2 separate regions of the Mus musculus genome follow, and region 2 is linked to region 1. Evidence: chromatin loops called from intact Hi-C (ENCODE). Cell type or tissue: heart. All regions are shown on one strand.

Region 1 (5,000 bases):
TGTTTGTCTGCCGGGGAATTACTTGATTATTTTCATTGAAGTGGGAAAACATGCCCACTGTGCGTGGCAGCATTCCCTAGGCTGGCATCCTGCCTACTGTGGGTGGCACTGTTTTCTAGGCTGGTATCCCTGGAGTGAGTGCCCTAGCATGCATGTTTTCACTGTCTCTTCTAACTTTAGACAGAGTGTGAGCATCTTCCCCAGCTGCTAAAACCTCCTCTTCCCCAAAGCAATGAACCTGGAACTATTAGCCAAGCAAACCCTTGTTCCCTTGAGTTGGCTTTTCTTGAAGTATTTTATCACAGTGATAGGGAAGGAAGGAAGAATCAGGACTGAAGCACATGGGTTTCATGTGGATGAATGGAAATGGGCAGACACGTCTTTGTGACGTTTCAGAACCCTGAGAATAAATAAAAATTTCCTAAAGCTTCCAAAAAGGAAAGGCAGATGCCATGGGAAAGATCCAGAGAAGCTTTCAGGGGGTCAGAAACCAGAAAACAAAAACTCCAAGGGCAGATGGGGCTGGAGGCGGCTCCGTACTTAGGAACATTTGCTGCCGGTGCAAGGAACCAACGTCTAGGTCCCAGAAGACTGGGCAGCTAACCTGTAACTGCAGCTCACAGGACTCTATGCTCTCTTCTAGCCTTTGTGGGAACTGGTATGTACAGAGACACACTCATATACGTAATCAAAAGTAAAATAGCCGGGTGGGAGTGGTGCATGTCTCTAGTCCCAGCCCTTGGGAGGCAGAGGCAGAGGGATCTGAGTTCCTGGTCTATAGTGTGAGTTCCAGGACAGCCAGGGCTGCTGCTCAAGCAAACAAACAAAACCAAATAAATTAATTAATTAAAAAAGAAACAGGGGCCTAGAGAGATGGCTCAGCGGGTAAGAGCACTGACTGCTCTTCCGAAGGTCCTGAGTTCAATTCCCAGCAACCTCATGGTGGCTCACAACCATCTGTAATGGGGTCTGATGCCCTCTTCTGGTGTGTCTGAAGAGAATGACAGTGTACTCACATACATTAAACAAACAAATAAAATAAAAGAAAGAAAGAAAGAAAGAAAGAAAGAAAGAAAGAAAGAAAGAAAGGAAGGAAGAAAGAAAGGAAGGAAGAAACAAGGAAAATGTATATTCCACCAGAATATTTCGCCAACTATCTTGATATTAAGCACAAAACTGGGATGAAGGTACAGTGGGAGTGATGTGTAGTGGTCACACCTTTCATTCTAGCACAGAGACAGGGGATCTCTGTGAGTTCAATCCCAGCCTGGTATACATAGCAAGTTTCAGGCCAGCCAGGGCTGCATAGAGAGCCTGTTTAAACAAACAAACACAGCCGGGCCTGGTGGCGCACGCCTTTAATCCCAGCACTAGGGAGGCAGAGTTGGCTATACAGAGAAACCCTGTCTCGAAAAACCAAAAAAAAAAAAAAAAAAAGAAAAAGAAAACAAACAAACAAACAAACACAGAGAGCCAAGGACTGCAAGAGTGGATGATATTTCACAGATCTCTCTTCCTTCCTTCCTTCCTTCCTTCCTTCCTTCCTTCCTTCCTTCCTTCCTCTCTCTCTCTCTCTTTCTCTCTCTGTCTCTCTCTCTCTTAGTCTCTCTCTGTGTCTCTGTCTCTCTCTCTCTCTTGGTCTCTGTCTCTCTGTCTCAGTCTCTCTGTTTCTGTCTCTCTGTCACTGTCTCTCTGTATCTCTCTCTCGGTCTCTGTCTGTCTCTGTCTCTCTTTCTGTCTCTCTCTTTCCCCCATCCCCCTTCAGGGCTTACATTAAGTGTAGGATAAGTGAAAAATGCCAGAACAGAAGAGAACCTGGGAGTTGCTCTGTAGGAGAGGGTTCCCTCTGGAACTGCTGCGGTACCAGCCTGGAACGGAAAGCTCCAGGGTAAGTCCTGAGAGCTCACTGCCTCATGAATGCCTCCCTTACACAAGCCTCAATGAGTTGGTTTTGCCTCCCGCTTGGGCAGTGAAATTGCTCGAGTGGCTTAAGGATCTGCAGAGTTGCACAAAAGAGGAAATGGAATCCTTACAGTCTCTGTGGCTGCGTCATGGATTCGACACGCATGGCCAAACCACGAGCATCCCATGGCAAAAGGTGGATCTCTCAGCAGATGGGCAAGCTGGTTGGGGGCGGGTGGGGTTTAGAGATGAAGGATGTCACAAAGGCTGGGAGAAAGCTGTCAGTAAAGACCTCAGATAAGCAGGAGGGCCCGAGTTTGAATCCTCCAAACCCACGAGAGTCTGCTGTTGAGGTGAGCTTCTGAAATCCTAGCGCTGAGGACTGGGAGACAGGCAGATCCCAAGACAACCCTGCCTGGCCCTAATCGGTGAGACGCAGGTCTCCTGAGAGACTCTACTCAAAGGAAAAAAAAAAAGAAAAAAAAGAAAAAGGTGGATCAGGGCAAGAGGGACACTCAGCTCAGCGGTTACAGCACTGTCTGTGAGCACAGAGGATCCAGGTTTGTTCCCAGCACCCACCAGGGGCCTCACAGTCATCTGTAAGTCGAGCTTCAAGGGGATCCCACGTCCTCTCTGACCTCTGAGGTTGCCACGTGGTGCACAGACAGACATGCAGCCACAACATTCAAATGCATAAAGTAAAACTAAACAAATTTCCAAACAAATAGTGTGAGAGGAATTGAGAACCTCTGACGTCACCCGTGCACGTGTGAACACACAGACTGGGATCTGAGGCACGGGCGGCAGCGGGACCCGTTTTGGTTGCTGGAATAAAATACCGAGGTGAAGAGAGCTAGGGGGAAAGGGTTCATGACAACTCGGCTCGCAAGCTTGCTTGTGACTACCCAGCTTGCACTCTTGCTTGAACTCAGCTGACTTTTCCCCACTCTTTCTTTTTACATTTTAGTTTTGTTTTTAGTTGAGAGTGGGGCAGTGTCTTGCGTGTGTACGTGCAGTACTTTCTCAGGCCAGAAGGGGGAGGCAGATCACAGGAGCTGGAGTCACAGGTGGCTGTGAGCTGCAGTTGCTGGGAGCTGTGGCTGCCCTTAACTACTGAGCTGTCTACACAGCCCCCTCCCATGCCTTCTCTATTCACACAGTTCAGGACCCAAATCCAGGGACAATGTACCAGTCTTCTTCCCACCCAAGGTAACACAACAGAGAACCCCTTGGCCAGTTATGATAGTGCATGACTTTAATCCCAGCATTCGGGAGGCAAAAGCAGGTGGATCTCTTTAAGTTGACCAACCCAGTCTACAGATCGAGTTCTAGGATAGCTAGGGCCGCATAATAGAGAGACCCCGACTCAAACAATAACAGAGCACAAAGGTGATCCCACACAGACAGGCCCACATCCACCTACGCTACAGTCCCTCACTGAGACGCCATTCCCTGGTAGTCCTTGGTTGCCTCAAGTGGACAATGAAAATTGACTGTTGCCCAGCCAACCTGCATGGTAAGACCCTGGCTTCCATCCTAAACCCTACAAATATGCACCTATATTTGGCAAAGGCTGGCAGGTAGATGGTGCTCCATGCTGGCGGATGGACACTAACAGAAACAAAGGGAGATGGTCTTCCCTGAGGTTCTTAGGAGTGTGGTGGCAGATACTCATCCTGGGATGAGGATCCAACTAGAAGAAGAAATCACCCATCTATCTATCTATCCACCCATCTACCCATCCACCCATTCACCCACCACCCACAATCCACCCACCCATCCATCTACCTACCTACCTACCCACCCATCCACTCATCTATCCATCCACCCATCCATCCACCCACCCATCCACTCATCTATCCATCTACCCACCCACCCACCCATCCACTCATCTATCCATCTACCCACCCACCCACCCACCCATCCACCCACCCACCCATCCACTCATCTATCCATCTACCCACCCACCCACCCACCCATCCACTCATCTATCCATCCACCCATCCATCCACCCACCCACCCATCCATCCACACATCCCATCCACCCATCTACCTATGGTACCACCTAGCAGTCTACTACTAGACTGTTAGAAGGGGACAGAAATACAGATTCTCAGAACACACAAGATTTTCTTGTCAAGAGCTTTCTATGGATTTGTTATTCTGTCCTTATGATAAAATATTCCTTTTATTCACACAGAGACAGTAAATCATTTGTCTAGAGAGGGCCAGCCAGAGACAAACCATTGACAGGCCAGACCTGGGTGGATCTTCTTGGAGTCTCTAAAGGGGAACCCCAAACCCAGGGTAGGGGAGAGGCCAGCCACAGAATAAGTCTGGAAAGAAACAAAAAGTCCCTTTTGGGTGGATGGTTCATGAAACCACTGCCTGCTCCCTGTCTTCCGTCTAGTGACACAGCCCTGGCTCCAGGCTGAACTGCTGTCTGAACCCATGGTCCCCCCACTCCCCATTTCCCGCTGCCCAAGAGAAGGATTCTGGAAGATGAGGCTACAGGGACCCTTATAGCAGCTGTCAGCCTCTAAGTCAACTCAAGCCAAGCTCTCTCCATTTCAGTGCAGAGGAAACTGAGCCTGGGAGCACCAGGCCAGTCACAGACTCTTCTTCAGGGCCCAGGCTGACCTATGGTGTGGGTCCATCTCCATTTAAGAGATAGCCTCATCCTAGGCTGAGTTCTTCTCTCTCACCTCCAGTGATCATCTCCACTGTCTCTTTCAGACTCCCTTCCTTCCAAGCACTGCCATGCACCGTACATCTGCCCTATTGTCTTCACCTCCATCTCCTCTTCCATCTCCTCTTTCTCTTCCTCCATCTCCTCTCCCATCTCCCTCCTCCTCCAGCGCCTTCATTCCCCTCCATCTCCTCCTTCATGTCTTCCTCCTGTCTCCTCCTTCACCTTCCACTGTCCTCTCTCAATCCCACCCTCCCTTCCCCCATTGCCACCTAGACAGCCAACTGCCCAACGCCCGCCACACCCATCCTCCCCACCCCATCCCCGCCCTCACTTCTGCTGCATTTTGGCTTGCTCTCTTGCTTTCTTCTCTCCCATCCGCACTGTTAACCGTGGTGTCCTCAAATCA
Region 2 (5,000 bases), 63 kb after region 1:
ACCTCCCTTAAGGGCCTCAGTTTCCCTTCCTGTGAAATGGGATTAGTTTCTTCCATCCCAGGCACACACTGAGGATGGAGACTGTTCTGAAGTGCATCCCATCCCTGCAGTGCTCTGGGACCACACAATTATGCAAGGATTGCTGTAATATCCTGGCCTCACCACACAGACTAAGTACTCAGCAAAGGCACGCATTAACAGATGCAGCCACTCTGCCTCAGTTTGCAAATTTGTAACACCCTCCCTAGGACCCAGGGAACATGGGATCTAGAGAGCCACCCCCACCAGGAATGAGCCTCTAGTACCCCTGTAGCCATTTACAAGAAGCCCTCCCCCTTCCCAGGCCCCCAGGCTGCCGTTCTCAGCCCAATAATCTAATCTTGTTTCCAAGGCTCCCGATCAATAACCCCCAGGCAGCGCCAAAATGAGGCTCTTAAAGGGCCAGCAGCCTGCCTGGACATTGGGGCCCATTCCCTCAGCTTTATTCAGCAAAAACTGTCCTCCATGGCCCCCACCCGCTTGCTGTGTGGCCCCAAGCCAGAGGCCTGACCTATCAGAAATGTTGGTGCCTATAGGACTCCATCTATGGGCTTGCCCAAGGAGGGAAACTGAGGAAAGATGGTGGACATTGGCTTGTGCCCTCTTGTGTAGCCTGCCTGCCTTCTGCCCTCCCTACCCTTCCTCCTGGGCAGACCCTCATCCCCAACCCCTATCCCAGGGTTTATTCAAATGCATTTATTGGGAAAAGGCCAGCCCTATATGCCTCCTGACCCAGTCCCCTCTCAGCTTCCCATACCAGGGACCAGCAGGAGCCAGAGTCCCCTCCATAAAGCCCTCCACACTTGCACCTCTGTCTTGGTCCCTGGAGTGACCAGCTGTCTGGAGATGCAGAGGTGGGCGCTCCTGGGGTCAGCAGGTGTGGAATACGCAGGAAGCAAAGAAGGAAAGCTGCCTCTGAGCTAGGCTGACAGAACCTTCCAGAAATGCAAATGGTAGCCTGCTCAGGAACAGCAATGGTGAAATCTTGGTGGATTTTTCTAGAAGCATCTGTGGTTGGCTCTCAAGAGATCACAGCGATGGGACTGTCAAGAAGACAGCCATGCTGACTGCTCAGGGGATACACAATGGGCCTGCGGGTCACTGGAAGCCATTGACCCCCCTGACCTGGCTTAGTGGCCAGCAACTGGGATTAAGGCTGAGCCTCCCTCCAGCCAGCCACTGTCCACATAGCAAGTGGCCAGGTCTGGAGCAGAGTCTAGAGATCACAGAGGCTGGGTGTATGGGGAAACGGAGGCCTAAGGAGAGCCACTGATATGCAGGCGCCCACCGACTCTGCTCCGACATACTCCAGGGGCTGCCTAAGGCTCCTGACCTGATCCTACAGGTCCTCCCTGACACCCTAGCTGATCCTCCACCTGACCACCTTCTGTGTCCAGTGTAGGGACTGCAAGGGTGAGCTGTGGTCGATGATACAGCTGACCTGGTGGCTGCTGTTGCCAAGGAGATGGCCTATGGTCACCATGGGTGACGACAGACATGAGCGGGAGGAAGAGAGGGTGACCAGAAAAGGCAGGACCCACATCAGAGAATCTGGACAGCTTCCTGCCTGTGCACCCCTGAAGACTCCAGGAATGGCCACTGGTGCACACCTGGAGATCCGCTGGCCAGTCACAGATAAACTCCTGTCTGCAGGGTCGACCAAGCAGGGCATTCTACATGGAAGGCCAATGTCCCAGGACCCTGCGGGATGAACAGCAGCTCAGCTTGCTGCATAGCCAAGAGCCCACTCCTCTGGTTCCAAAACTGATCTCTGGTTGGCAGAAGTTCCCTGGTGAAAAACATGTGGAACTAAGGCGCCGCGGGGGCGGGAGGGGGACGCTCCGTTATACAGCCTGTAATGAGTTAGGTATCTGAATAGTTTACTGGGTGTCTGACTTTAGATACAAAGGAGACACTCAGCCAGGCGTGGTGGCACACGCCTTTAATCCCAGCACTTGGGAGGCAGAGGCAGGCGAATTTCTGAGTTCGAGGCCAGCCTGGTCTACAGAGTGAGTTCCAGGACAGCCAGGGCTATAAAGAGAAGCCCTGTCTCGAAAAAAACAAAACAAAACAACCACTCCAAACAAACAAACAAACAAACAAAACAAAGGGGACACTCCAGGCATGAATCTGGCTTCCCAGCAGTGACAGGCCTCACATGGAGGAAGCTTCACAAAGGTGGAAATTGGGACAACACAGATAAACTGAGGCATGAACTATGTTCCTCTTCGAGGTTATGAGCTGAGGCAAAAGCCATGGGAATATGGGGGTGGGGGTGGTGGGATCCTGGAGCTGTCGATGTGCCTGCTGCAGCCGGTCAGTCCATCCAGTCAGTCCATGAGAACCTACTATTCACACAACATCGTTCCCAGCATAAGGATCGCCCAGAACAGATGACATGGGGGTCTTATGCATGGAAGTGAGACTCTGGGACACTAATGTGCCCAACATGAGTATTCACGCACCAACATGCTGTATAAGAACAAGCCTGTTAAGATTCTCTCGGTAGGGGTGGATCGGCGTGGACGTCGCTTGTGACATGCACGAAGTATATGAACACGTGAGCTGAGCTCGGTGCCTACAGGTGCCTTTGCACAGGTGCCTTTGGGTACACTTACGAACTGCGCTTGCGCACACCGAACAGCGCGCTGTGCACTCTGGAGCGTTTCTGAGCGTCGTCCGCCATCTAGTGGACAGATGCTGAACTGCCGCCCCATTCTGGAAAACTTGGGACGGGGGTCCCAGTGCTGCCTCTCACGTCCCTTCTAGGGGACAGTGTTTGCCATGGTTTCATTGGACTAAGAACAGGAAAGAACTGGAACAAGATTAGGGTCTGCAAGGGGTCAAAGGCAGGGCAGACAGAAAGGACACCCCCATCCCTCGCTTCTGGGCTGATCAAGTCGCAGGGAGCAAGCCAGGGAGCAGGGCTCCTCCACCGCTCTGCATCAGCTCCGACTTTGAGTTACTGCCCTCACTTACCTCATGGTAGACTGTACATTGTAATCTGAAATAAACCCTCTGTATGTGACACACAGCCACAGACAGAGATACCACTAGGTGGTGTCTCCTGCACAAGTGCACACAGGAAGACCAGGAACCCCATTCCATTTCTTCCCAGTCTCCTGGGAGTCCAGCAGTCTGGATTAGAGTCTGTGTGACCATAAGCATGTGGCCTTACAGTTCTGTGCCTGTTTTTAAATGGTCTAAGGTCACCAAAGGGACCTTTCCAAAGATAGCTGAGGTCTGGGGGCATATACAAAGGCCCTGTGCTCCAAGGCTAGGCTGAACTTCCAGGTCTCAAGGCTGGGCTGCTGAGGGGCCCGAGACTTCTGTCCTGAATTCAAGATGTGGAGACATTTGTGGGATTTTGGGGACCTAGGACCTTAAGGTGTTTCAGATGGATTCTGGGATTCTGATCTCTGGTTCTCAACTTTCAAAAGGAGGAGGAGGAGGAGGAGGAGGAGGAGGAGGAGGAGGAGAAGGAAGGAAGGAAGGAAGGAAGGAAGGAAGGAAGGAAGGAAAGAGAAAGAAAGAAGAAAACTTCAGAAGTTGGTTTCCATGCTGGGAGCTGATTGGATGTCCCAAAGTCAAGGTGGGAAGAGTGGCCCCTGTGAGCCTCAGAGGGGAGTTATTCCCAAGGTTCCCAACAGGACAATTCTCAGGGCCAGAGACCCCAGAATCTGAGGCTACACCCCAGGCCAAGTGAGGATGGCCAGCCCCACCCCCTCAGTTCCCAGTGATGAGTAGCAAAAGTTGCGGCTGCCCTGACTGATAGGCAAACATGCAAATGAGGCCCCACCCCCACTTTTCCACAGTGAGGGTCTGTATGAGGTTAGGGTGTCTCTGTATGGAGGGGTGTAGATCACCTAGAGGGCTTTAGAGGGACAGCCCCTCCCCCTCCCTTCACCCCCTGCTGTGGGAGCCCAGGCAGCTTGGCCAGTGGTAGCTGAGACACTGTGTCTGTCCAGCTCTGGCCTGGCCTCACCTGGCCACAGGATCCAACCTCACCACAGCTTGTAATGTCTAAAAAGGGGACCCTGTGTGATCGATTCTCCCCAACAGCCAGGAACCATGAGATAGGAACAACCCTGTCCCTGGGCCCAGAAAACTTCCTGCCTTCCCTGGAGCAGGCTGCACAAGGTTGCCAGTCTGCATCCAGGAGAGGGACCTTCACCTCAGGCCAGCCCGGCTCAGTCAACCACACAGAGCAGAGCATGGACAGGATAAAGCCACAGAGGCCAGAGCAGACTAGACAGAGAGACACAGACAGACAGGATAGCAAAGGGAGATGTGGGATAAAGACAGACACACAGACACACAGAGGGGGCTAAACACCCGTCATCCCAGTTCTCTAGAAACAAAGGCAGGAAGATCATGAGTTCAAGGTTATCCTTGGCTACACAGCTAGTTCAAGGCCAGCCTGAACCTACAGGGTGGTAGGGAGCTCTACAGAGGCCATTCCCTCTCCACCTGGCCTGGTGCCAGCCACCAGCTGCTGCCTCGGTTCCCCTCCCCCTTCTGGTGAGGGTGGGTGGCCCAGCTGCTGCAGGCCATGCACCACACACCACTCTGAGCCCCTGCAGCTGCTGCCCTCCCTGCCCAGGACCCCAAAGTCCACTGCCCAGAAGCAGGGGTTGTGTGGGCCTTCAGACTCCTCCGGGAAGCTTCTGTCTCCTCATCAGTGAAATGGAAACATCCATCTTCCTCCTCTCCCCCAACTGAGCACAGGGGCCACCAAGGGTCTGCAGGTCACCTCACGAGGTGTGGAGTAAAATCAGCTAATGAGGACCACTGAGAGGGCTCAGCGGGGAAAGGGGCTTGCTTCCAAGTCTGATGACCTGAGTTTGATTCCTAGAAATACCTGGTATGAGGAAAAATCTAATTCTTGTGTGTCCATGGCACATGTGAGCTCACACATACACACATGGATTAACTGTAGTAAACTTTTAAAAAATATCTAG

What was found. Peaks named below come from ENCODE experiments on the same cell type or tissue, not always from the same donor. Only the 100,000 strongest peaks of a DNase experiment are listed, where the experiment ranks them.
Region 2: it touches region 1 in a loop (6-fold over the local background); 38 of 42 quality-filtered maps call a loop at or near these places.

The regions. Positions count from the first base shown.
Region 1 is chr10:80,507,491-80,512,490 of GRCm38, reverse strand. The region is part of intron 1 of Onecut3 (one cut domain, family member 3); the gene reads right to left. Among named protein-coding and RNA genes, the nearest start is that of Onecut3, 15 kb to the right of the region's middle. In heart, CTCF peaks have their summits at 2,716 and 2,928 (motif pointing right); a DNase peak (open chromatin) is centred at 2,830; H3K4me3 peaks cover 742 bases; H3K27ac peaks cover 1,052 bases; H3K27me3 peaks cover 3,143 bases.
Region 2 is chr10:80,444,084-80,449,083 of GRCm38, reverse strand. No RefSeq gene overlaps it. Among named protein-coding and RNA genes, the nearest start is that of Tcf3, 13 kb to the right of the region's middle. In heart, no CTCF peak of the experiment used is centred here; a DNase peak (open chromatin) is centred at 2,663; H3K4me3 peaks cover 362 bases; H3K27ac peaks cover 713 bases; H3K27me3 peaks cover 3,360 bases.